3 separate regions of the Mus musculus genome follow, and regions 1 and 3 are each linked to region 2. The links are chromatin loops, found by intact Hi-C in ENCODE. Cell type or tissue: gastrocnemius. All regions are shown on one strand.

Region 1 (8,000 bases), 48 kb before region 2:
CCCCGCAGCAGCACGGAGCAGTAGCACAGGGCTGGGGGAGCAGCTGCTACCAGCTTCAAAAGCTCAAACAGCAGAGGTTGTTCCCGGAAGCGCCTACCAATTCGGAGATCCCGCTCCACGGTGGCTCGTGCATGATCCTCTGGGGGCCAGGCCAGCTCAGCACCAGCTGCATCAGGACACACGCTCTCCACTAAGGTCACCGCAACTGCTTTGGCTGCCTCTGGGCTCAGGGTGGGAGCCCCCCAGCAACCCTCACGCTCGCTGTTCCCTGATGCGCTGCAGCAGTGCACTAGGAGGCTAACGAGGCTCTGGGTGTTATAGATCACTTCTTGATGGTTTCGAGATTGAACAATTTTAGGTGGCTTTAAGCCACGGCCGATAACTCCAGCATGGAAAACTGACCAGATCCCTCCAGGACCCGGCACTGCTGCAGTATGCCTCCGGTTAATGTCCAACAATGAGGCAGAAGCCAAAGGGGTTGAGACAATTGAGAGGGTCTCATTGTCTCCATCCATTTCCCCTCCAAATAGTTCTGTGTTGCCCCGATGTAAGGCTCCCTCTACAAGCAGCTGTAGGACAGCCTTGAGCCCAGCTGGGGAAGTCTGAGAAAGGCGGGTAAGAAGCTGAGAGGCTGAAGCCACACCAGGAGGGCCATGCAGCCTTAGAGAAGAGAAGAAGTGGTGTACTCCAGCTCTCACTAGTCCCAATAGTTGGGAAGGGGACAGGGCTTCAGAAGGAAAGGGACATATTGCAAGGAGGGAGGCAGCAGCTTCAGCTACTTCCTCCTCTGGGTGTAGTAGGAGAGGAGCCAGATCAGCCAGGTGAGCTGAGGCAGACTCCCCAAACCGGGCCCCTAAGGCTGAAGGGCCCTCACCACCCTGCTGCTCCCACCCCACCAACAAGGCCAAATTTCGAAGAAACCGGGCTGTGAAGGGAGGCTGTAAAGTCCCTGCATGCACTCGAGCCAGGCAGCTTCGGAAGGCCAGGGGAAGAAGGCCAGAGAGACTGACCACTAGCCCTGCATATAGCTGGGTTGCCAAACTCAACTCTTCAGGGCTTCTGGCTCTGCTCAGTAGATGACCCAAGGCCTCAGGTCCACAGCTAGGTCGTGTATAGACAGACAGTAGGCCCAGGAGCTGGTGTTGCCAGAGGAAGCGCTTCCGTTCTAGCCGTAATGTCTCTCCACACAGTTCTCCAACATGGTTTCGTAATGCATCAAGAAAGGGCACTGGACGAGGAGGTGGGGGTGGGCCCAGCACCCCTTCTCCAGGAGACCCTCCCCGATGATGAACTAGTTTTTGTAGATGTAGCAATAGCAGCTGGATCAGCCGGTCACAGGCCTCTCTCACGGTGTCTGGCACAGCCAGGCCCTGGGTAGTAATAACTGAAGCAGGCATAGCTGTGTCTACTAAGAACTGCAGCAGGCGGTAGGCACCAGTCCCAGAGGCCTGGCTCACTAGATGCACAGCCAGGTTTAGCATGTTGTCTAGCTCTTCTCTGGGGAACCCCTGCAGGTGTTGTTGCAGCTGGCTTAGCACTGCTGGGGGCTTGAGGCAGTCCACAAGTTCTCCAGATACTGTGCCGAGCAAAGCTGGTGACATGACTGCCAGCTGCAGTAGGAAGGGAACTGTGGCCTGAAGAGAGGGCTCTCCATTCCGGCCCCCAGAACCCCCTGCCAAACTATCATGAAACATGCGCAACAGTTCCCGTCGGATGCTGTCTCCATGGCGGGAAGCCAGGTGCCCTAGGATGCCTACAACTGAGGCAATCTTGGGTACCCGTTTTTCCCCAGGGATGGCAGGAGATCCAGGGAAGGGGTCTGTAGAGGGGGGTTGAGAAGAGTTTCCACAAGCACTAGCTCCTCCTCCAGCCCCACTATGGACACAGAAGTCCTTAAGGCCACAAGATAGGACTCGGGAGATGATGGTGCCAGGAAAAGAAGAGCCAATATGGGCCACAACCCAGTCAAAGTGTGGGGAATGCTGGACAGAAGTGTCTAGCAAGGCATCCACACATGCATCTGGGCAGCTACCAATGAGGGCCGAGAGGCACTGCACATAGATGTCCATTAATGTGCGGGTGGCCCTGCAGCCCATCCACAGCTGCAGCAGTTCATTGAGAGAGCCAGTGGCATGGGGAACACGCTGATGCTGACCTGAATATGTGCTGCTCAGTTGTCCCATGAGGTCAATGGACCATGCACTAATCACGGGTGCCCAGGCCTTTGGGTTGGCCCGGATAAACTCACACAGCACCTGCTGCACTTCATGCACCACATCCTCTAAGCCAGGTCCACCAGTAGGGACATGGGATGGTGGAGGTGGACGGAGGTGAGGTGGACCAGCCACAGGACTTTCTTCTAGGGCAGCTAGGTGGGCCCGGACACTCTCATCAAAAACACCTCTCAAGTGGTCCAACACAGCAGCCCGAGCAGGTGGCAAAGAACGGAGCAAGAGAAGACCACATCGAGCATGTTCACGAGCTGAGAGCTGGTGGCCCAGAATAGGGTCTACACCGGTCAAAAAAGCCTTGATTTCTTGGGACAGCTCCTGAGCACTGTAAGGAAGAAAAAAAAAAAGAAAATCAAAATACTGGGAGATGTGAAGTAAGTTATATTCCTTTCATGAGCTCTGGTTTCTTTTTATGTGATAATAGGGTAATACGTGCCTCATAAGAATTTATGAAGGTTTAGAAGCATACCCATTCCTGTTACACCTTGGTCATTCAAGAAATGCTATTTGTCCTTCAGCAACAATAATCATAGGAATAACAGATTACCTTTCAAATATCCACGTTCTTTTTTCTTTTTCAGTACGAGGTATAAAACCTAGGCCTTTAGGCCTACTAGGCACCATCTCTTAAGCTACATCCCCACCCCACTTTTAAGTACTTCACCAGTACTTTTTCAGTCCTGACAACAATATGGTTATTATGATCCCATTTTACAGGTAAAGAAATTAAAGTTAAGAAATCAGGATAAATATTACAAAGAGGCAGGAACCATTTCTAAACTCCTAAAACAGAATTCCCTTTTGTTAAGGTGATGGTATATGGGAATTACTCAATGAAAAATTGAATTAGCTAAATATATTGAGATTCTATACCTACTTTAACATCTTCTCAGCCCCCCCTCTACAGCACAAGCACCCTGAAATCTCTCAATGGTCAGAAAACTGTAACCTTACTAAAAGCTCTCCCTCCCAAATGTGTGCTTTTCCATACTATTCAAGAATTCAGCCTTAACCAGTGACATACACCTTCAATTCCAACACAGACAGATCTGAGTTCAAGGCTAACCTACATAATGAATTCCGAATTCCGAGACAGCTATGTCTATCCATAGAGAGACCCTGTCTCAAAAAAAAAGAAAGGAATGAGCCGGGCGTGGTGGCGCACACCTTTAGTCCCAGCACTCAGGAGGCAGAGGCAGGCAGATTTCTGAGCTTGAGGCCAGCCTGGTCTACAAAGTGAGATCCAGGTCAGCCAGGGCTACAGAGAAACCCTGTCTCGGAAAAAAAAAAGGGGGGGGGGGGGGAAGGAATGAAGGAAAAGAGAGAGAATTCTAATCACGCACCCACTGAATTAAATGCCTTCAGTGTGCAGAGAATGGGGGTGGGGGATCCCCCGGAGCACAGAATATAAGCCTTTCAATTCGCCCAATATATAAGCTGTGTCTTAAGAGTCTCAGAAGGCGATGTTGAGAAAGTAAAACCCCTTCCCTCTTACTACTATCTGTTCTGTCAAACACAACCGCATTCTCTGGGCAGATAAGGTTCTGTACCCTCCCTTTGATCAAAAATAAAGGCACCTCAATACGAGAACAAATATTGCGGCTCCGAGCCTTGGCTCCCCAGAAACTCTCATGTAGTCCAAGCCTCCTCCCGTAAAAGGGGCAAGGAGGCTGGGTTCTCAGGAGCGCTGATGTCCCCAACTGCTGGCAAAGCAAGGCCGGCCGAAGAAGGCACTGAGGTCTCGGGAGAGGCAGAACTACGAGCAGGGCAGGCATTGCAGCCCAGAGTTTTTAGTGAAGCGGTCCCTGAGTTCCGGGAAGACGCGACCAGAATCTCTGAGAATCCTGACGCGGGTTCTCTAGGTAAGATCCAGCTTTCTGAGGAGAAGGCTGGCGGGGCGGCGCGATGAAGGAAGATACCAGGGGCTCTGACTACCTGAGAGGCGCGGGACCGTGGGTGGCGGGGGCAGGCCCGGGTGGCCCTGGGGCCCCGGGAGGGTCGCACAACGCGGACATCCCGGAGCCCTACCCGGAGCCTGAGGCGGGAGCGGCGGAGCACAGGCGACGCATGCGTGCTGACTGGAAACGCGACAGAAACTATCGACCCCGCCTCTCAGGAAAATCCGTCCGGCTAAGTCTGGAGCCCTAGTACTTTGGTTCCGCGTCGCATCGGTCACAGCGGGTAATAGGCTTGCTCTCAGCACAACCTTCACACCCACCCCCCAGGGGCTTCGTAGGCATAGGAAAGCTTCCGAGGCTTTCTTCTACATTGCAATCTAATAATCTGTTAAAGTATAAACATACCGGGCAGTGGTGGCGCACGCCTTTAATCTCAGCACTTGGGAGGCAGAGGCAGGCGGATTTCTGAAGTTCCGAGGCCAGCCTGGTCTAGAGTGAGTTCCAGGACAGTCAGGGCTACAGAGATAACTCTGCCTCGAAAAAAAACAAAAAAGGAAGGAAGATCAACATGTTTTTTATTATTTCTAAATGATATGTATATGAGTTATTCTCAGTCTAGAAGAGGTCATCAGACCTCCTGGAGCTGGAGTTACTGGTGGTTGTGAGTTGTGTGACATTTATAAAGTAGTCTGGAGATGGAGAGATGGCTCAGCAGTTAAGAGCACTTAACTGCTATTCTTGCAGAGGACTAGAGTTCAATTCTTAGTACCCATATGGCAGCTAGTTCACAAACTGTAATTGCAATTCCAGGGCTTCTGATTCTGGTCTCCATGGGCATATGATACACATGCATCCATGCTGGCAAAATATTCATATCCATAAGATAAATCTAAAAAGAAAAGTTTAAGGCCAGTGGTATTGTACACATTCAATCACAGCATTTGAGACAGGGGTAGGTGGATCTCTATAAGTTTGAGGCCAGCCAGTTTTATAGAGGGTGTCCCAGGGCAGCCAGGCTACAAAGATCTCCCGTCTCAAAAATAAAGTAAAATAAAATAAAAAATTGTCAATGAGGATGGAAAGATAGTTCAGGGGTTAGGAATACTTGGTGCTCTTTCAAAATGCTCAGGCTCAGTTCCCAGCACCTACGTGGCAGTTTACAAATATCTATAACTCTGATTCCAAGGGATCCAACAGCCTCTTCTGGCCTCTGAAGACTCCAGGCATGCACTACATACATAGTGTACACACACTATATAGTGTACACTATATAGTATACACAACATATATAGTGTACACACACATTGAGCACAGGACTCAAAACCACAAGGTTGTCAGTTATGGATATTTAGTTGAGAAGGAATGAAAACCTAAATGTGGCAAGCCCATGTCTAATTGAGTTTTGTTTTGACACTTGCTGTGTGTATGGGGACATGTGCTTGCCACAATTCAAGTGTGGAAGCCAGAGGACAAGAGTAGAGTCAGCTCTTTCCACTATTTGGGTAACAGGGATAGAACTCAGATTGTTGGGCTTGGGCCAAGTACCCTTACCCCTGAGTTACATCACTAGCCTCCCTGTATCTATTTAGCTGTTTACAATGGTAAAAGTTAGGAAAGGGGGCTGGACATGTCTTTTATACCCATCACCCCAGCACCATGGAGGCAGAAGCAGAAGGACCATGTGATCAAACCAAGCCTGGCCTATATAAGGAAAATCTTCGAAAACAAAACAAAGTCCTCAGATCTGGCATCTCACTGAGTGCTGACTGGGAAATACAGGCCCTCAAGATGTAGATGGCACAGGGGTTGCCTCGAATGCAGGTACCCTGGGTTTGAATCCCTAAACACAACCAAAAAGAAATGTTCCTTACTTAACTCTAATGCTAAACATAGTGTGGACTATGATCAGACCCTCTCCTCCCTATCTACCACCCTTAATCGTCTGTATGTTCCAGAAATGCAGAATTGGAAGTGTTTAGAAAGATGGGGGGGAGGGCACTGAAGAAGCTAACCAGTTTCATTTTGAGATAGGGTCTTACAGCTGGGCAGTGGTGGCGCACACCTTTAATCCCAGCACTCGGGAGGAAGAGGCAGGCAGATTTCTGAAGTTCGAGGCCAGCCTGGTCTACAGAGAGTTCCAGGACAGCCAGGGCTACACAGAGAAACCCTGTCTCGAAAAACCAAAAACTAAAAAAAAAGAAAAAAAAAAGAAAAAAAAAGATAGGGTCTTATAAAGCCCTGGAACTCAATGTGAGGCCTTGAACAGAGATCTGCCTGCCTCTCTGCCTGGCAAATGTTGGGATTAAAGGCATGCGCCACCATGCCTTCACTTTGTAGCTTCTTGTCGCCTTTGTTGCACAATGTGTCCTTCTTCTGAAGTGTCTCCACCCACACGCAAAGGCCTTTCTACATGGCTCATCCCTGCTGCACTTCATCCCACACGGTGAACGCACTAAAGCTTTATTACAAAAGGAGTTGACTGCTAGAGGTGGCCCTCCAGTCTTTCTCTGTGTCCTCTTCGGTCCCAATATACACCTCCAGGGGAGGTCAGGGTCCGCTGTAGAAGAGGTGTCTAGGAAAGTGAAATATGCTAATATTTTTTCCAAAGTTCCTCCAAATCTTTCTCAGTGCTGTTGACCATCTTCTGGTAGAAGAGGCAGGGATTTTAGCTCTTATCTTCAAGATCCTCCATAGCTACGTCCTGGGGAGCTTTTATCTTCTTTTGTTGCTTGGGCTGTGGCTGACTAGTCCTGGTTGACTTGGAGGGGGCTTCCACTGAACAAAAGGAAAGGAAAAAGAAAGCATTAAAGATAAAACCCAGGGGCTGGTGAGATGGCTCAGTGGTTAAGAGCGCCGACTGCTCTTCCAAAGGTCCTGAGTTCAAATCCCAACAACCATATGCTGGCTCACAACCATCCATAACAAAAATCTGATGCCCTCTTCTGGAGTGTCTGAAGACAGCTACAGTGCACACACTGTAAATAAATAAATAAATAAATAAATCCTAAAAAAAAAAAAAAAAAAAAGATAAAACCCAGGTAAAATCCAGACTTCTTGTTGTGTAGCCTCTGTGCCCAAGACTTACCTTCCATGGCTGCTTTTTCTTTCTGGGCAAGTCGGATCTGCTGCAAGAGTTTCCTGCGCTTCTTCCCAGACAGCGTGATGTTGGCACGAGCACTGGACCTGAGTGACAGGAAACAAAAAATATCCAGGTTCATTTGTACCAAACTGAGCCTCAAAAATGACCCCAGCTAAGAAAAGGTCTCACTCTGTAGACCAGGCTAGCCAACAGGCAACCTTTCTGTCTTAGTCTCCTGGCACTGGAATTTAAATGGGAGCATCATTGCCCAGTTTTTGTTTTATAAGGTCTCTGCATTCAAATTACTGAATGGGCTCTGGTGTCCTCAGGGAACTCTTTAACACTTAAGACTTTTTAACAATTTGACTTCAATATGTACCTCAATAGTATTAAGTCAGTAAGTTCTGAGTTCGAGGCCAGCCTGGTCTACAGGGTGAGTTCCAGGACAGCCAGGGCGACACAAAGAAACCCTGTCTTGAAAAAAAAAAAAAAAAAAAAATCCAGTGAGCAGCTGGGGGGTGGTGGGGGTGGTGAAGGACTTTAATCCCAGAACTTGGGAGGCAGAGGTAAGTGGATCTCTTAGTTAGAGGCCAGCCTGGTCAACACAGAAAGTTCCAGAACAGCCAGAGCTACAGAGAAACCCTGCTTGAAAACCCGAGACAAAACAATCAACAACAGCATCAGAATCCTGTGAGCAATGATACCATAAGAGGCTAGTAGTTTGGAAACTAACATAACTCTCAACTAGTTGCTGCATAAACGTGAAAGAGAACAAGAAATTTGGAGACCTCT
Region 2 (8,000 bases):
AGACACCTGTAACTCCAGCTCCAGGGGATCTGACATCCTCTTCTACCTCTCTCTTAGCAACCCACATGTCCATACATCCAGAGAAGCAGCACACATACACAGATATAAAAACAAATAATAAAAAACTGATACCCAGGGCTGGAATGATGGCCCAGTGGTTAAGAGAGTTTCCTGGTCTTACAGCAGATATAGGTTTGGTTCCCAGCTTCGATATGGTAGCTCATAACTCTCTATAACTCCAGCCTCTGGGGATCTACCCTCTTCTGACCTTACGGGCATTTGCACACATGTGGTGCATATGTTTATGTAGGTTCATACAGAGATACATAAAACAAAATCTTCCATGACCCAAGTTTGACTCTGCGGAACCCACATGGTGGTGGATGGAGAGAACTGACTCTAAAATATGTCCTCGGATGTCCACACAAGCAGCTGCCACAAAATAGTTTATTAAGGGAGCAAGGGAAAAGGTGTATGATGGGAAAGCGCTGGAATGTGAGGAATTCACCCTTTGTTCAGGAACTGGAGCAGGTCGGGCGTTGCCTGAGGCTACCCAGAGTCTCAGGGGCAAGGGCAGATGCTGAGGCAGAGGTAGGTGGGTTGGCCTCTGTCAGCAAAGCTGCATCTTCCCAGGAGCCTGAAGCAGAGCCAGAAAAGGGCCAAACAAAATGTGAGTGAGACAGGCTAGGAGGGGTGGGATAGCATCCCCACCACCATCACTCCATCACACATCCCCACCACCATCACCCCATCACACAGTGCCCTCCCCATCACACAGTGCCCTCCCCATCACACAGTGCCCTCCCCATCACACAGTGCCCTCCCCATCACACAGTGCCCTCCCCATCACACAGTACCCTCCCCATCACACAGTGCCCTCCCCATCACACAGTGCCCTCCCCATCACACAGTGCCCTCCCCATCACACAGTGCCCTCACCATCACTAGCCTCTGGCTCTTGCTCCTCCTCTCCATTCAGGGGCCGCTTCTCTGGTTTCTCTTCCTCAGACAGCTGGCCCTCTTCAGCCAAAGGGAAACAGAGGTGAGACAGAAGGTGAGAGCCAGGCACTGCAGGTGAGTGCTGGGGATGAGGAGCGAGGAAGAGGAACTGAACATACCTGTTCCTGAGGGATCTTCAGGGCTCTCACCATCCTCCGTCACATCCGACTGCTGGGTAGATTCCTGACCTTCAGGTTCCACAAACAGAGGACAGCTAGGGTCAGTGGTTATCCTTGGCTTGCAGTGCCAACTCTACCTCTTCCTCGAATCCTTAGTTCCAGAGTACTGCATACTTCATAGTGGAGGCAGGCCAACCCTCTAACCCAGCCAGCCTACCCTTCAAGGATACTGTCAACCAACCAGGTTACCTGGCTGATGGCGCGAGATCCGACGCGGGGCCCCGTGGTGTGAGTTATCCCTTTGTCGGATATTAACCTGTGGAGCAGTAACCACTGAGCAGTGAGGCCTGACTCCCCTCCGCAGCAATCATACCCTAGCCCTAACATGCCCCTGACCACCAAGGGAAGAAAAACGGGGCCTTTGCCCCTTGAGACCTGCAGAGAGAAGCGGTGGCGGGGCCAGACAGCACCCCACACCCACTGCATATAGCTGAAGAGCACGATGACGCTGAGGAACGTGAAGTTGCTGGCCACACCCACGAAGGCGCAGGTCATGGGGAAGTTGTACAGCAGGTACCTGAGGTGAGAAACAGGGTCAGGAAGGGAACAGCGGTTACTGGATAGCACTCGACACTATCACTCCAAGAAGATTTGTAGGACAGCCTGAGTGAGGATGGCTGGAGCTGCCTTCTGCCACTGTGGCACCCACTCCCCTGCCCAGGTTCCAGACCACCCTGCACCAGGTTCTAATAAAGGCCAAGGATTCCAGGCCATCTCAGAATCACAAGGCCACAGCATTTCAATGGCTTCGACTGTAACTCCTCTAGTCACTCCAATACTTTCTGAGCCAGTCCAACAAGGCAGTGGATTGCACGGAGATTTTATTGGGCCAGAGTGGTTGTGTGTGTATACGGATCTCACTTTGTTGTCTGAGAACCAGGGGCTAGACACGGGACTACACCCGGCTCATCGGATACTTTTCGTTTTCCCTTTTCATTATTTATGTTGAGAGTCTTGCTTTGTAGTTCAAGATTTCTTGCCTCAGGCCCATCCAGTGCTGGAACGAAGGGGTCTGTCATCTCCTACAGGATATTCACATCTGTATATGTCTGAGTATTTGCCTGGATGTACGTACACATATCACATGGATGCCTGGTGTCCCCAGAAGAATAAATGAGATCTCCTGGAACTAACCTTGTGGGTGCTCTTAAACCCTGAGCCATCTCTCCAAGCCCCCTTCACATGGCATTTTTAAGAAGCTCTCTTGAAAGGTGACAAGCACAGTGAAGCCAGGGAGAACCACCTCTGGCCTTTGTAAAATATGATGTGATTGTTACTGGTCACCTCTGCCTGGAACTCTCTTCATTTTAGGGCAGGGTATAGGAAAGCTGTCGATGTTTCCTTCCGTGGCTTTTTTACCTGAGCCCAGTGAAGTGGGCATGGATCCGGAGGTAGGCTCCATACATCTGGATGCGCTTGCTGTGGATCTCAATAATTGCTCCAGTTGTTGGCACATACTGCGAGGGTGCAAGGTGAGAGCAGAGTCAGTATGAGGTCTACTTCCAGTCTGTGGCTCTTGCAGTTGACTGTCCATGGGCTTCTCAGGTACAATCTTGGGCTCGTTGAAGAGTTGTCTCCTAACTCTGTCAGCCACTTACCGAATTCTCCCTATAGTCAGAGTAGAGTTCTACTTCCAGGAGCTGCTTCTGTTCAGCGAAGCCAAACAGCAGGAGGCTGGAGAACAGCAGCGTGTCGAGCACCTGGAGCAGCTGCGAGCGGTAATGCAGCATCACCTGACGGCCGAGAGGACAGATTGGGGACAGGCGCTGGGTCCATCTGCCCATGCTAAGCAACACGCTCGCTCGCTCATTCCAGGCTCCCTGCTCCTTCACTTTCTCTCTCTAACTTCCAGTCACCACCTACCCAACCTTTCCACCTGTTCTAGTAACACTCCCTACTTCCTGACCCCATTTCCTAATTCCAACACAGAGAAAGCCCCTCTCAAAAATTACCTCCCTGAGGTAAGCAGTCTGCTTGCACGTGGTCTGCCTTCTGGGCTGGGATCTGTGTCCCAGCATCCCACCTAAAGCTTTCCTCAAATGTGGTGACTCTGTTGACAGTTTACCAATGGGGCTCAGTGTTGAATGAGTGTTCAACACATGCTAGTAAGAACCCAGCATTTCTTCCTAGTCTTGTTAGGAAGAAGTTACTCTAAAACTCTAGCAATTAAGTCAGTTATCTCAAAGCTGGTATGTTTCTGGTGTCTGCTTGTTTTAAGAACAGCTGTATTGGGCTGGGGAGATGGCTCAGTGGTTAAGAGCACTGACTGCTCTTCCAGAGGTCCTGAGTTCAACCACATGGTGGCTCACAACCATCTGTAATGGGATCTGATGCACTCTTCTTGTGTGTCTGAAGACAGCGACAGTGTACTTACATACATACAATAAATGAATAATTTAAAAAAGGATACCTGTATTATTTACCCTGAATTTGGGCACACCATAGGATACCAGTGTTTGGCAAATGTTAAGCTTATTAAACAGCTTCTTCACTTATCTGGTTTAGGCCTGATCTCAGAGCCAAGGAGGTCTTCTTTTGAAACACTAGCCCGATATTCTGATTCTCCCATCATTGTTCAAACATTCCAGTATTGTCCATAAACACTTACTGAGCGTGAAGAAGTGGAGATGATTCGGCCACCTCTGGTATAACATGAAACAGTGACTAAGAACATGCCCAAGTCTTGATTCACAGGGGATTCGGGCAGTTCAAGCTCTAAGGTGACTCGATATGGCTGTCCATACATCAGTACCTGCCCAAGGTAACACACATCTTGTTAAAAAAAAAAAAAAATTGTGGTGTTTTGAGACTGGCCTGGAACTCACTCTGTAGATCAGGTTGGCCTCAAATTCAGAGAGCTGCTTGCCTCTGCCTCCCCAGTGCTGTGATTAAAGGTATGTGCCACCGTGCCTGGTATGTCTTAATCTATTTTTTTTTTTTTTAAAATGTACTGTCTCTGCTTAAGAACTCAACAAAATCCCTTTGGTCTTCTCATTGTTTAATCATGATTTGATGCTGCCCCCTGCTGGTCACTGGACACCCTGGCTTTCCAGACTTCTATTTTGTTTGCTGGTTTGATTTTATTTGGGGCCTAGGGGTTGGGTTGTCAGGTAGAGAACCCTGTGTTTTAAGTGGGTCTTGCTACATATCTCTGGCTAGCCAAGCACTGACTACAAAGCCTCAAATTCATAGAACTTCACTTGCCTCAGCCTCTGGCGCTGACATTTTAGGCTTGCACCACCACATTCACCCTGTGAGCTCTTAGGTCTGTCTTGGACTACTATGTTTACGAGAAGTGCCCTGTTGCATTTCTTTTCCAAAAGTGAACAGTCACATTGCCAACTGGGGCATCTGTGATTCAGGCCTGTGTGCCGCCGGAGCTGTCCCCCTGGGCCTAGTCTGCCCTCACTTGCTAATTAAGCAAGTGCTGCTCTGCCTCCCTAGTCAGCTCTTGCACAATCACTGCAGTGGCAGATCATCTTGTTATCCTGGTCTTTCTTCATTTTTAAAGGCAGAGTGCTTATTAATTTAAAAAAAAGATTAAGTTTGTCTATTTATATCAGTATGCGTGCAACACTGAACTTATTAAAAACAATAGAACTGCCTGGGGCGGCAGTGCATGGTTTTAATCCCAGCACACAAGAGGCCAAAGGGAGGAGGAGAGCTGTGGATTCAAGGCCAACCTGGTTGAAATGGCCAGTTCCAGGCCAGCCAAGGCTACATAGTGAAACTCTGTCCCAAATACATGCATCGAATGATATGACGACGACTGTATACCTTAAGAGGTAAACTGTATCTCATATAAATTTTAACTTAATAAACCTATTAAGAGGGTCTGGAGAGATGGCTCAGCAGTTAAGAGCACTGACTACTCTTCCAGAGGTCCTGAGTTCAATTCCCAGCAATCACATGGTGACTCACAACCATCTGTAATGGGATCCCAAGCCCTCTTCTGGTGTGTAAGAAAAAAAAAAAGAAAAAAGAAATCCAAGCCTGGCACGGTGGTGCCCACTTCCTAACAATCCCAACGCTTAGGAAGCCGAGCACGTCTGAGGTTACTCACTTCCAGTCTGGATTGGTACATGGCGTACCTTTAACTCCAGCACATAGGAGGCGGAGACATAGTGACCATAACTTTAAGGTAAACTACTTTTTATTTTTTAAATAGTCCAGGCTAGCCTTTCTGCCTCTACCTCCCAAGCTCCTTTGTTTTTTTTTTAATGAGAGGCCTTGAACTAACTTATTCAGGATGCTCTTAACTCCTAAACTCAAGATATCCTCCCTTGCGTGGTGATGGCCACACTTAGGAGGCAAAGGCAAGTGGATCTCAGCGTGCGAGGCCAGCCTGGGCAGCATCCTTCTATGTTAAGTATTGTGATTATAGATGTGTGCCACTGTGCCAGAGCTGATATTCTACTATAAAGTCAGTTTCTTCTTAAATACCACTTTAAAAAAATGTTCAAGTTAAGACTGACAACTAGAAAAACCTCATTTAATAAAAAATGACATTAATTCTCAAAGTCCTTTTTTGTTTTATTTTTTGATATCAAGGGACATTTTAAGCTTGTAATTCTATTTTTTATCAGAGCCTCTAGAGAGATAGGGTCTGGCTATGAAGCCCAAGCTGATATCAGATTTGGAATAATCTCCCTGTGTCTTTTTCCTCCTAGTGCTGGCATTACAGATATGTATCACAGTGACTGGGACCAACTTCCAGATTTTCTTTTCCACCCGTTTGCGTCAGAGCCTTTCTCTTCAATCTCGGTTGCTCAATCCCTGCTCTCCCCATCTTCCTCAAGCAATCAAAGCCTCTGTCTAGTTCTCATACTCACCCGATCACGTCCACTCTTAGCCAGTGAGACATTGGCAACAGGGAAAGAGCAGAGAGAGGCGGTGGAGGAATCACAGTCTGTCCTAAATGAGAAGGGATGAACAATGCTTTGTGAGGTGCCAGCCTGCCCAGCCTACCTGCTCACACACCTAGTCTCTAGGGCCCCTCCCCTCACTCATCCCTTTTCCCCATTACAGGAAATGGAGAACAGAAGTGGACACTAGAGTCAGGAGATCCTAATAAGACTTTCATTCTCTTCCTCATGAGAACAGAACCCATAGGGAGGAGCCGAAGGACACTCAGGGTTTCTATAGGCTCCCTTGAAGATCTCAGGGCATGTGGATTTTAGGGTCCCTCTCCTAAAGAGTCTGATTCAGCAGTTCTGGACTAGGTTGGAAAAAGAAATTCATCCTAAAGGACCTATGGATATGTCTTTTAAAGATAAATTATACGCAAAACTGCACATAGTATATGGTACACAGCTCCTACCTCAGTATACATACATATACCCCATGTATGTAAGACTCGTGCTCCCTTGGGGCTGGAGAGATGGCCCATTGGTCAAGAGCACTGGTTACTCTTGCAGAGGACCTGAGTTCAATTCCCAGCAACCACGTGGCAGCTCACGACCGCCTGTAACTCCAGTTGCAGGGGATCTGACACCTTCACACAACCACACGGGCAGGCAAAACACCAATGCACATGAAACAAAAATAATTATTAAAAAAGGATTCATGTTCCCTAAGTGTTTACATGGGTCTACCTTAGAAATGACAACACAAGATTAGGGATTTGGGACAGGGGAAAAAAAGGTTTTAAACCAATGATCATAAAAGCGTTTTCTGTATATGTTAATTTGTCTCATAGCCATTGCTGGGAGACATACAGAGACTTTGGCAGTGTGAGTAAAATGGATATGAACTCGAAGGCTAGGTTAGCAGTAGGACTGCCTTGGGTTACTGAATGTACCATTGGGGGTGAGTGGCAGTACACTAAAAGGCAAAGGAGGTATTTCCTAATAGCTCACGTGTTAATAAAGCCAGTGTAATTCTTAGATGCCATGGCAGTTGAATTGGCTCAAAGGTTTCATGCAACCTCAACAGAACAGACGCTGAGCCCTACTTGGTCTAAAAGTGATTTTTTTTTTTTTTCGAGACAGGGTTTCTCTGTGCAGTCCTGGCTGTCCTGGAACTCACTCTGTAGACCAGGCTGGCCTCGAACTCAGAAATCCACCTGCCTCTGCCTCCCAAGTGCTGGGATTACAGGCATGCACCACCACTGCCCGGCTAAAAGTGACTTTCTTTTCCTAGTCTTTTTTTTTTTTTTAGACCCCTTTGAGACAAGTTCTCAACCTGTCTTCCAGGCTGGCCTGGAACTCATGCTAATTCTCCCAACTCAGCCTCCCCAGACTGGTATTACACACGTGACCAGGCTCTTTTTCTCAGTTCTTAACCACAATTTCCAGCAGAGGCAGACCTAGAACCCTAAAGCCCTACCAGCCCAGACCTGCTCAAGCCTTGGCTCAGGAGGGCAGAAGTCCTGATAGCACACTAGAATAAGATTTCACCCTCGGTCAATACTGGGATTCAACAGAGGAGAGACTCCACAAGTCCCTGAAGTAATTTTCAAGTTAAGATCCATCTACTTGAATGGAGCAGCCTTCTCACCTGTAGTGGAAGTGCACAGGGCTGAGGTGGCTGACCGTCGGCATGTAGGAGTAGTAGAAGGAGCCATAGAGGAACACAGACACCCAAAGCAAAAGAAGGATGGTGCAGAAGAGCACCCCAAACTGCAGCATCAGCCTGCGGGCACGGCCTGCCAAGACGTGGCCCACTTCCTGGGCCCACAGTAAGGCGGGGACTGGTGGGTCATTGACCATGATGGGGACAGCAGGGGGTCTGGCCCCAGCCTCAGGCTTTGAGTTCCTGGCTGGTCTTCCACAGGGACGATACCCTTGGCCATGGGATAGGGCAGCTGAAGGTTCCTGGAGA
Region 3 (8,000 bases), 120 kb before region 2:
GGAGAAATTCAGGGGTGCGGTTGGTTTGGCCAAAGTGGAAGTGGGGTGGTGCGGAGAGCACGCGGACCTGAGCCCCGCTGTACTGAGCAGCGATGAGGGCCTTGAAGGCCCTCCAATTTTCAGGGTATGTGTACAGGGTCTACAAGAGAAAGGGTGAAGGATGGACTAGAGGCAAGGAACCCTGAATGCCACTCCCCACGCACACTTCCATGCAATTCCAATGTGCACAGCTTAGATTCACTCCTAGTGAACCGAGTATGCCCCATGTAATCAGAGTCCTCTGAAATACCAAGAAGAACATCCCAGCTGCTAAATAAAGCTTACCGACAGATGTGACCTCTCTTAAGGACATCTCTAGAGGCATTCTTCCCTTCAAAACTTCTGGTCCCATCTGCCTAAACACACGAACACTCACACCCATCTCTCCCAGAACCCTTGTTTCATTCATTGGCGGTGACCCGGAGTCTAACTACTTCCAGGCTGCTATCACTTCAAAAGCACACACACAGACCAAGGGATTTCAAAGTTCCCCTCAGAATCGACACGCTGAATTCTAATGTTCATCAGTTATTCTTCCTGAAATGCCTTTCTTTGCACATGGCGAATTAGCAACCCTCTGGTCCTGTCCTGCAGTGAGTTCCCAGTTGTCTCCCTACTAAAATCTCACCAGCAGGGTCCATATGGGCTCACTTCACCCCCCCTTTATTCCTCTGGCTCCCAAACCTCCCCGAAGGTCAACTCCCAACGTGCCAGTCGCCCCTTCCCACAAAGACCCTCTCCTTTCCACGTCCTCGTTGTTGTCCCACAAAACGGTGGCAAAAGTTCCACCAACCTGCTCAGACGCCACACCTCAAAATGGCAGTGAGGTTAAACACTTTTTAAAGGTCCAGACAATGGAGACCCAGCATCTTTTTTCTCCTCAACCCCAGAACGTTCCACCTCTAGCCTCTGAGCCCCAGCCTCAGTTCCCCTCCAGGCCCTAGAAACCATGCTCTCCGACCGTACGGCTTGTGAACCCCAGATCGGCTCGCGGCTTGGGTCTGAAACTCCCCTGGCGCCGACTGGCCCCACTCAGGCAAAGGATGGCGGTGGATAGGGTGACCCTAATCACCGGAGCCGGCAAACTTACCCCAGCCGCCATGGTGATTCCGCAGAGAAAGGGGGTGGGGCTGTCGGTGCTGCCGCAAAGTAAGCCGCAAAGGAGACAAGGGAGGAGGAAAGGAGAGAGCAGTGTGGAAACAGCGGCCGGAAAGCGAGGACGGCATAAAAGGCATACGCACGACAGTTCCGTCTACAGCCCCGCTGAGTTGGAAAAAGCGAGGGGTGGGGCCCGCAGCCTGGAGCGCAGAGAGCGGGCGCCTGCGTAGTATAACTCTGGACGATCCTGCCCCGCCCGCGTCGCCGACCAATCGGAAGCCTGATAGGAGACGGAGCTCACCCAGGGAGGGGAAAAGTGTGAGAACCCGGCGGAAGCACCGCCCCTCGAAGGCTGGTATCTGGAACCCGTGACAAACTACAGGAACTGCCTTAAGGAAGGGGTGGCAATTTACTGAATTCCTTTTGTTCCTGTTCGGGTTTTTTCTGTAAAGGGTCTGTCTGTTCAGCTGGGGCCCACGGCCGAAAACATCTGAAAGTAGGTCTGCTCCGATTAAACTCCGTGCTGTTAAAACTTACACAACAAAGCAGCACGGACCAACTTGCCACGTCACCAGCACCACTCAGGCTTGGCTGCGCCCCAGAGGGTCGGGTAAGGCAGCCCAGTTCTGATACAATAGTTTACACATATCCAAATTTGAAAATAAATCTTGACTCCAGCTTATGGGCAATTTGAACTCTCTTTCACGTTAAAGGATAGAAAAGACAAACCCTAAACCCAAATTTGTGGTTCCCATCACCTGGAGCAGCAGGACAAGTCTCGTGTGGGCAAAGGTTGTTCTCAGAAATCAGTGCCTTTGCCTCGTGGAGGTGGCACTCCCTAGGAAAGTGCTGGCAAGTGGGAAGGAGAGCTCTGAAGTGGAAGTCATAGGACTGTTTTAGAGTAGTCAGGCCAGAAGCTACATTGAGGCAAAGAAAAAAGGCGTTACCAGGAGGAAAACAAAGACCTCGTAATGGTCTTATGAGGGAGTATGCAAAAGAACATTAAATGTCTGTATGAAATAAACTAGCAGCTTTATTGTTTTTGAGGTTTGGTTCCTCACTTGAGGAGATTTTTAAGTGCTTGAGGGATAAAACCCTGTAGAAAATGATGAAGACCAGGGAACAGGCCTTGGGAGTCCTGGAGTGGGGCCACAGTGAGTGTCTGCTCAGCCTGGGAGGCAGATGCCACAAAGCTGAGGAGGGGCTCCCCCGGCGGCCTCTCTTGCTCACTATTGGGTCCTTTTAGTTCCTGGGTCACACGAGCTTCCATTGCCAGCCACTCTGCTCCTGTGGTGGGACCTCCTCTACCTTCTTCCTTGGTTTGTTGCTGTAATCGTCTCCGGGCACGCCGCCTCCCCTGCCATACTTGGTGCCACAAGGCACAGCGCCAGCTCACTGATGATGGGTGTGATGCCTCCTTCCCTGTCTCACCCTGAGACCCTTCTCCAGCCACTTCAGGTTTCATGGGATTATGCTCAGCTGCCTTGTCTAGACAGTTTGCAGTCATCAGGGGCAACTCCTCCTCTGGTGGTCCCGAGTGCAACAAGGCCCAGTCCTGAGGTGTCTCTCGAACCTCTATTACCATTTCTTCTACCTCATTTTCACTGTGGTCCCCTGCACATCCCTGTGGCTCCTCTTTCCCTTCCTCGAAGCTCTTTTCTTGCCCACCAAGTCTCTGTCTTTTGTTCACCCCTCCCAAGGGAGAGTCTTTAATTCTGGCACCTTCTGACCGTCGTCTCTTGGTTCCCTGTTCTATGTGGCATCCTAGTGCTTCCCTTAACACATCCACCAAAGCCATAATGACCTGTGGAAAGGGGGCAGAGGGTAAGGGGATGAGCTTGGCAGACAGCAGGGAGCTAGGGGAGCTGGGCTGCAAAAGCGGGAGCAGTCCCCAGTCCCGGCCCCGGGAGGAACGCTGCTGGTACTGGAGACTTCGGCAGTAACTGGCTGCTGCCCCACAACAGCTCTGCAGACGTTTAGCCACCCGGCCGGTCACATTGGCTGCAACATTGTGACTCAGGTCAAAGGGGTCCTGGAGATTCATGGGGCCAAGGCGCAGCCCTTCCCAGAGATCAGAAGGCAGGCCCTCTGCCACCATCAATGGCCGACCTTCCCGCAGGGACAGCAGGGAGCCAGAAAGATCCAAGCAAGATACGCAGGAGAAGAACTGGGCCAGCAGGGAACCTGATGGAGGCAGATTAGAAAAAAGGGGGTCACCTGGAAGCCATAACTGGGACATCCCTGCAGCTACTTCAGTGGGACTCTCTTCCCTTCATAGGACTTCAGAAGTGTCCTGAGAAACCCAGCCATGCCCTGCCTGACCCAGATGCTTCTGCTTGGCCTAGAGAGCAGGGAAACTGGGGAATACACCTCTTACTTGCCTGCCCAAGATACGTGTTTTTCCATCCATAAAACAGCTGCCATAGGCTACTATGAAGACCATGCCTTACACACAAGTATAATATATGTCTCTTATTCTTGAGCATGCCTTGCACACAAGTATATGTCCCCTATTCTTGAGCCTGTCATCACAATCAGTTTTCTACCAGGTTCCCCAGACTCACTGAGAGGCTCCACGTTGGTGCTGGGCTCCAATCTTGAGGCATCCTTAGGGAAGCTACAGTCCCAGCCATCAACTTCTACCTGTTCCCCTTCACCTGTGACAGTAAGAAGAGACAGTCAGCCCAGAGCCAGTCAGCCCAGAGTCTGCCATTGATGGTGGCAGAGGGCCTGCCTTCTGATCTCTGGGAAGGGCAGAGCCAGAGATCTCATCTCGGGGCTTCTGAAGTGTGAAGGGGTGAGATGAAGCTGAGGTCATGACAGTAGAGGCCGTTCTGCAGTACCTGCTCTCTGGGTAAGCTGGGCCACAGTAGGAAGTACTGGAGGGTCTCTGGTCTGAAGGAAGTAGATCACTAACAACGTCAAGGCGTAGTTATTGAGAAGGGGGCCACCTCCTGGATAATAACCAATAATTCAAGTTAGGAAGAAGTATTTACAAGCCCTGGTTTCTGTGCCCACCTCTTTTTTTCTTGCTAAATCCCTGCCTTTGCCTGACACAAACTTGGGCCAAGTCTGTTCTCATTCTTACCTGACAGCCCATTATGCTGAGCCCAGCAGCGTAAGGTATACACAAGGGGCCGGACTCGACCATCCATCTCAGAGCAGAGATTCAGGAAACGTGAATTATATAAGGCCAACCTAGGACAATGGAGAAGCAAAGGTGTTAGAAATTTTCCCAAAGTTCTACTGACATAATGATCTTATGAGGGAGTATGCAAAAGAACATTAAATGGATCTTAGGGATGTGGCTCAGTGGTGGGACATTTACCTAGCACTGATAAAGCCCTGTGTTGTATCCTGAGCCTAGGGATGAGGTAGGGGGGAATATGTATCCACTGAACCTTAGGCAATACTACATTCCAAATGCTCACCCTGTACTGTCACCATTCATAAGACATGTTGTTTATTTATATAGGACTGCTCAACGGCCAGGTGTAGTAGCACGTGCCTATAATTTCAATACTCAAGAGATTGAATAGGAATATAGAGACACTGCCTCAGAGACACAGGACCAGTGAGATGGCTCAGTGGGTAAGAGTCTGCCACCAAGACTGACGCCCTCAGTTTAATCCCTAGGAATTATGTTACAAGGAAGAGAACTGATTCCCACACGTCATTCTCTGACTACACTCAAGATGAGATGCGGACACAAATATAAGAAGCATAGTAGCAAGAATAGTTTATTCAATGCAAAGTGATAATACAGATCTGAAAGAAATATGCGGGCCACATGAATGAGAGTATTCGGAGGCCCAGTTATAATCTGTGGCCTCCTTTTATGGGGTTCAAGAGAAGGCATTTGGTTGCAAAGCTCTTAATATACAAAGAAACAAAGCATGGAGTAGGGAAGGAAAAATAGTGAAGGAAAACCCTGTTTACTTTTAACCTAACAGTTCCTAGGTTTCTGTAGCTACAGAACTCTTTCCTACGCTTTTAACCCCAAAGGAGGAGGCAAAGGCCTATGAGCTCAAGGTTAGCCTGTCTCAACACAGGCTGTCTCAAAAAAACAAAACCAACAACAAAAAGCAGTACTGCAGAGTCAAGCATAGCAGCACATGCCTGTAACCCCAGGAGTTAGGAAGCTAAGGCAGGAGAATCACAGGCTTGAGGCCAGTCTGGACAATGGAGCAAGACTCTGACTCAAACGCACAAAGTATTCCAAAGGAAAAAAAAACACTGAAATGGAAGCCAGGTAGGAGGTGACATTCGTGGAAGAAAGGAGGACTGAACCAAAGAAGAAAAACAAATTCAGCAGGCATAAGCTCGTCCACATCAGGACCCCCTCCTCATATACCCCAGACCTTAGAGCCAGCCTTCAACCCCACACAAAAGTACCGGTTACTGAGGGATACATCTCCATGAAGACCTGAAGGCCGATGACAGAACTTGACCACAGGACGCCGGGCAGAGGGCACAGTTTGGACTCGGTACACTCCAGGGACACAGCCACGGAGAATAGATCCCACCAGCTCTAACACTGCTGCTGCCTCCTCCTTCTCGTCCTTTGAGGCTTCTTCTGCTAATTCTAGCTCTTTCCCCTGTTTCCCCTCTTTCCTGTCCTCCTGCAGTGGTGAAACTGGAGGCAGAGACTGAGGAGAGGTGACAGTGTCAGAGCCCAAAGCAGAGTCGGGTGTCTGTGGTGCCAGAGAAGATGGGGTGTCAAAGTCCAGGGACTCAGACTCTTGAACAGAAGTTGGAGACAGTGAGTCTAGAGGAGAAGCTGGGGTGCAGGCCAGCGCCTGAGGATCCAGGGAAGAAGCAAGGGCTGAGTCCAAGGATGAAGTCTCTGGAACCTTTGGAGCCTTTGGGTCTGGCTGTAATGGAGATAAAAGGGAATGAATCCTCCTCCTCCTCCTCCTCCTCCTCCTCCTCTTCCTCCTCCTCTTCCTCCTCCTTCACCTTCTATGTACAGGCTTTACTCTGCAGCCTTACATAACTCATTTATGTAACTCATTCTCCACAGTCCTTTGAAGCCAGGCAATGGTGGTACATGCCTTTGATCCCAGCATTCAGGAGGCAGAAGGATCTCTGTGAGTTGGAGGCCAGCATGGTCTACATAGTGAGTTCTAGGACACCTAGGACTACATAGAGAAGCCCTGTCTCAAACAAACAAGAGAAACAAGGTGTACACACAGCTCAGACTGACCTTAAGACTTTTCCCTTTCCTTTTACGTCTTCGCTTTTTTGCCTGCATATATGTCTGCACCACATGCACGCAATGCCTGTGAAGGCCAAGCAAGGGCATCAGACTCCTGGAACTGGAATTATGGACAGTTGCAAATGGAAGTGTCTGTGCTGGGACTCCAATCCTTGGTCCTCTGGAAGAGCAGCCGGTGTTCTCAGAGACTTCTTTCCACCCCCATGGCCTCCAACTTTTCACAATCCTCCTGCCTCAGCCTCCCAGAGATTTAGAGTCATGCTTTAAATTAGTCTGACAATCAAGGCTGTCCAAAAGACTACTAAAGCATACAGCCTATTGCTGCTGTCCTTAATTGCCCCCCCCAACACCCAGTGTCTGCAGAAGACATTATGGATTTCAGGAATAGAGCCCAGAAACCCCTGAGCTGGAAATGACCTGAATGCTTCCTCTGTGAAGACTAGCATTCATGGTACCAGAAGATATCAGTCAAACTTCCAAAGGAACAAGGCGACAAACACCCTTAACCTGCTATCGATGCCTATGGAACAACATCAATAACCAACATAGCATAATACCCCTAAGAGTGCAGTAGTGACACACATATTTGACAGTAACTGGCAGCTTTCTAATTGGACTTAACACCTGCTCAACCAGAGGATAACCATGCCTGAGAATGGAAACAGATTACCTACTTGGTGCTATGAAGTCATGGATCTTGAAGAGAACCAACAACCACTACTTTATAAAACCAGCATAATCCCTAACAATCATTTTTTAAATATTATTTTTGTATTTATTTATATGAGTACACGGTAGAGTGTGCATCAAATCCCATTACAGATGGTTGTGAGCCACCATGTGGCTGCTGGGAATTGAACTCAGGACCTATGCGAGAGCAGTCAGTGCTCTTAACCTCTGAGCCATCTCTCCAGCCCCCTAACAACAATCTTAAACATTTGTGCTTATAACCACAGGAAGTACTGACTTCACCCCTCATCAAGGAAACTTTTTTTTACAATAGACAGAGATCACTACAGAAAAGCACAGCTAATGAAAATGCAGAATTGTGGAGCCCAGTCCCATCTACAGAACACTCCTGCACCTAAGGCTCGGTGGACATTGTGAAGGAAGGAACTGAATAAAGATAGTAAGAGCCACAGAATCGGGGAGGCTGTGGTGTGTTGGGATGATATGTTTGTGCACTGTGGAAAGGTTATCTCTGTATTATTCAAATGCTGATTTCTGTACCACACAGAGTACAAGCTGCACTTTGATACTGTTATTCTTATGGCTGCATCATATTTTGTGCACACTCTCTTCAACACCTTCTGATTGGTTTAATAAAGAGCTCAATGGACTATAGCAAAGCAAGAGAAAATAGATAGAACTTCCAGGCAGAAGTAGAACTCTGGGAAAGAATTAAGCAAGAGGGATTTGCCAGTCAGACACTGAATAAGAAACAGGTGCTAGTACTCAAGAAATAACAAGCTACGTGGCAGAATGGAGATTAGTTTAATCTAAGAGGTAGTTGGGAACAAGCCTAAGCTAAGGACAAGCTTTCATAACTAATAAAAGGTCTCCAGGAGGCCAGCATGGTCTACATAGCAAGTTCCAAGGCAGCCATAGCTACATGGTGAGACCCTGCCTCAAAAAATACAAAAAC

What was found. Peaks named below come from ENCODE experiments on the same cell type or tissue, not always from the same donor. Only the 100,000 strongest peaks of a DNase experiment are listed, where the experiment ranks them.
Region 1: a loop joins it to region 2, with 2.5 times the contacts of the local background. A loop is called at or near these places in 9 of 42 quality-filtered maps.
Region 3: it touches region 2 in a loop (2.5-fold over the local background); 11 of 42 quality-filtered maps call a loop at or near these places.

What each region holds. Positions count from the first base shown.
Region 1 is chr19:8,889,315-8,897,314 of GRCm38, reverse strand. Lbhd1 (LBH domain containing 1) reads right to left here. Exons shown (of 6, transcript NM_001286103.1): 5 at 7,215-7,312; 6 at 6,556-6,904. The coding sequence ends at 6,874. It overlaps 1810009A15Rik (RIKEN cDNA 1810009A15 gene), which reads right to left. Exons shown (of 4, transcript NM_025463.3): 3 at 7,215-7,312; 4 at 6,556-6,904. The coding sequence ends at 6,795. It overlaps Ints5 (integrator complex subunit 5), which reads right to left and starts at 4,328. Exons shown (of 2, transcript NM_176843.3): 1 at 4,167-4,328; 2 at 1-2,556. The coding sequence starts at 4,246. In gastrocnemius, no CTCF peak of the experiment used is centred here; DNase peaks (open chromatin) are centred at 911, 1,726 and 4,318; H3K4me3 peaks cover 2,567 bases; H3K27ac peaks cover 2,184 bases.
Region 2 is chr19:8,841,101-8,849,100 of GRCm38, reverse strand. Bscl2 (Berardinelli-Seip congenital lipodystrophy 2 (seipin)) reads right to left here. Exons shown (of 12, transcript NM_001136064.3): 3 at 7,677-7,993; 4 at 6,011-6,092; 5 at 3,787-3,930; 6 at 2,777-2,911; 7 at 2,538-2,635; 8 at 1,554-1,695; 9 at 1,368-1,434; 10 at 1,119-1,187; 11 at 940-1,020; 12 at 418-637. The coding sequence ends at 516. Among named protein-coding and RNA genes, the nearest start is that of Lrrn4cl, 5.7 kb to the left of the region's middle. In gastrocnemius, a CTCF peak has its summit at 4,222 (motif pointing left); DNase peaks (open chromatin) are centred at 4,202, 4,500 and 7,893; H3K4me3 peaks cover 323 bases; H3K27ac peaks cover 566 bases.
Region 3 is chr19:8,960,355-8,968,354 of GRCm38, reverse strand. It overlaps Tut1 (terminal uridylyl transferase 1, U6 snRNA-specific), which reads right to left. Exons shown (of 9, transcript NM_197993.3): 5 at 5,533-6,011; 6 at 4,226-4,335; 7 at 3,981-4,091; 8 at 3,702-3,794; 9 at 2,145-3,321. The coding sequence ends at 2,195. Eef1g (eukaryotic translation elongation factor 1 gamma) reads right to left here and starts at 1,314. Exons shown (of 10, transcript NM_026007.4): 1 at 1,130-1,314; 2 at 1-139. The coding sequence starts at 1,141. In gastrocnemius, no CTCF peak of the experiment used is centred here; DNase peaks (open chromatin) are centred at 1,326, 1,694, 2,441 and 3,144; H3K4me3 peaks cover 2,738 bases; H3K27ac peaks cover 3,487 bases.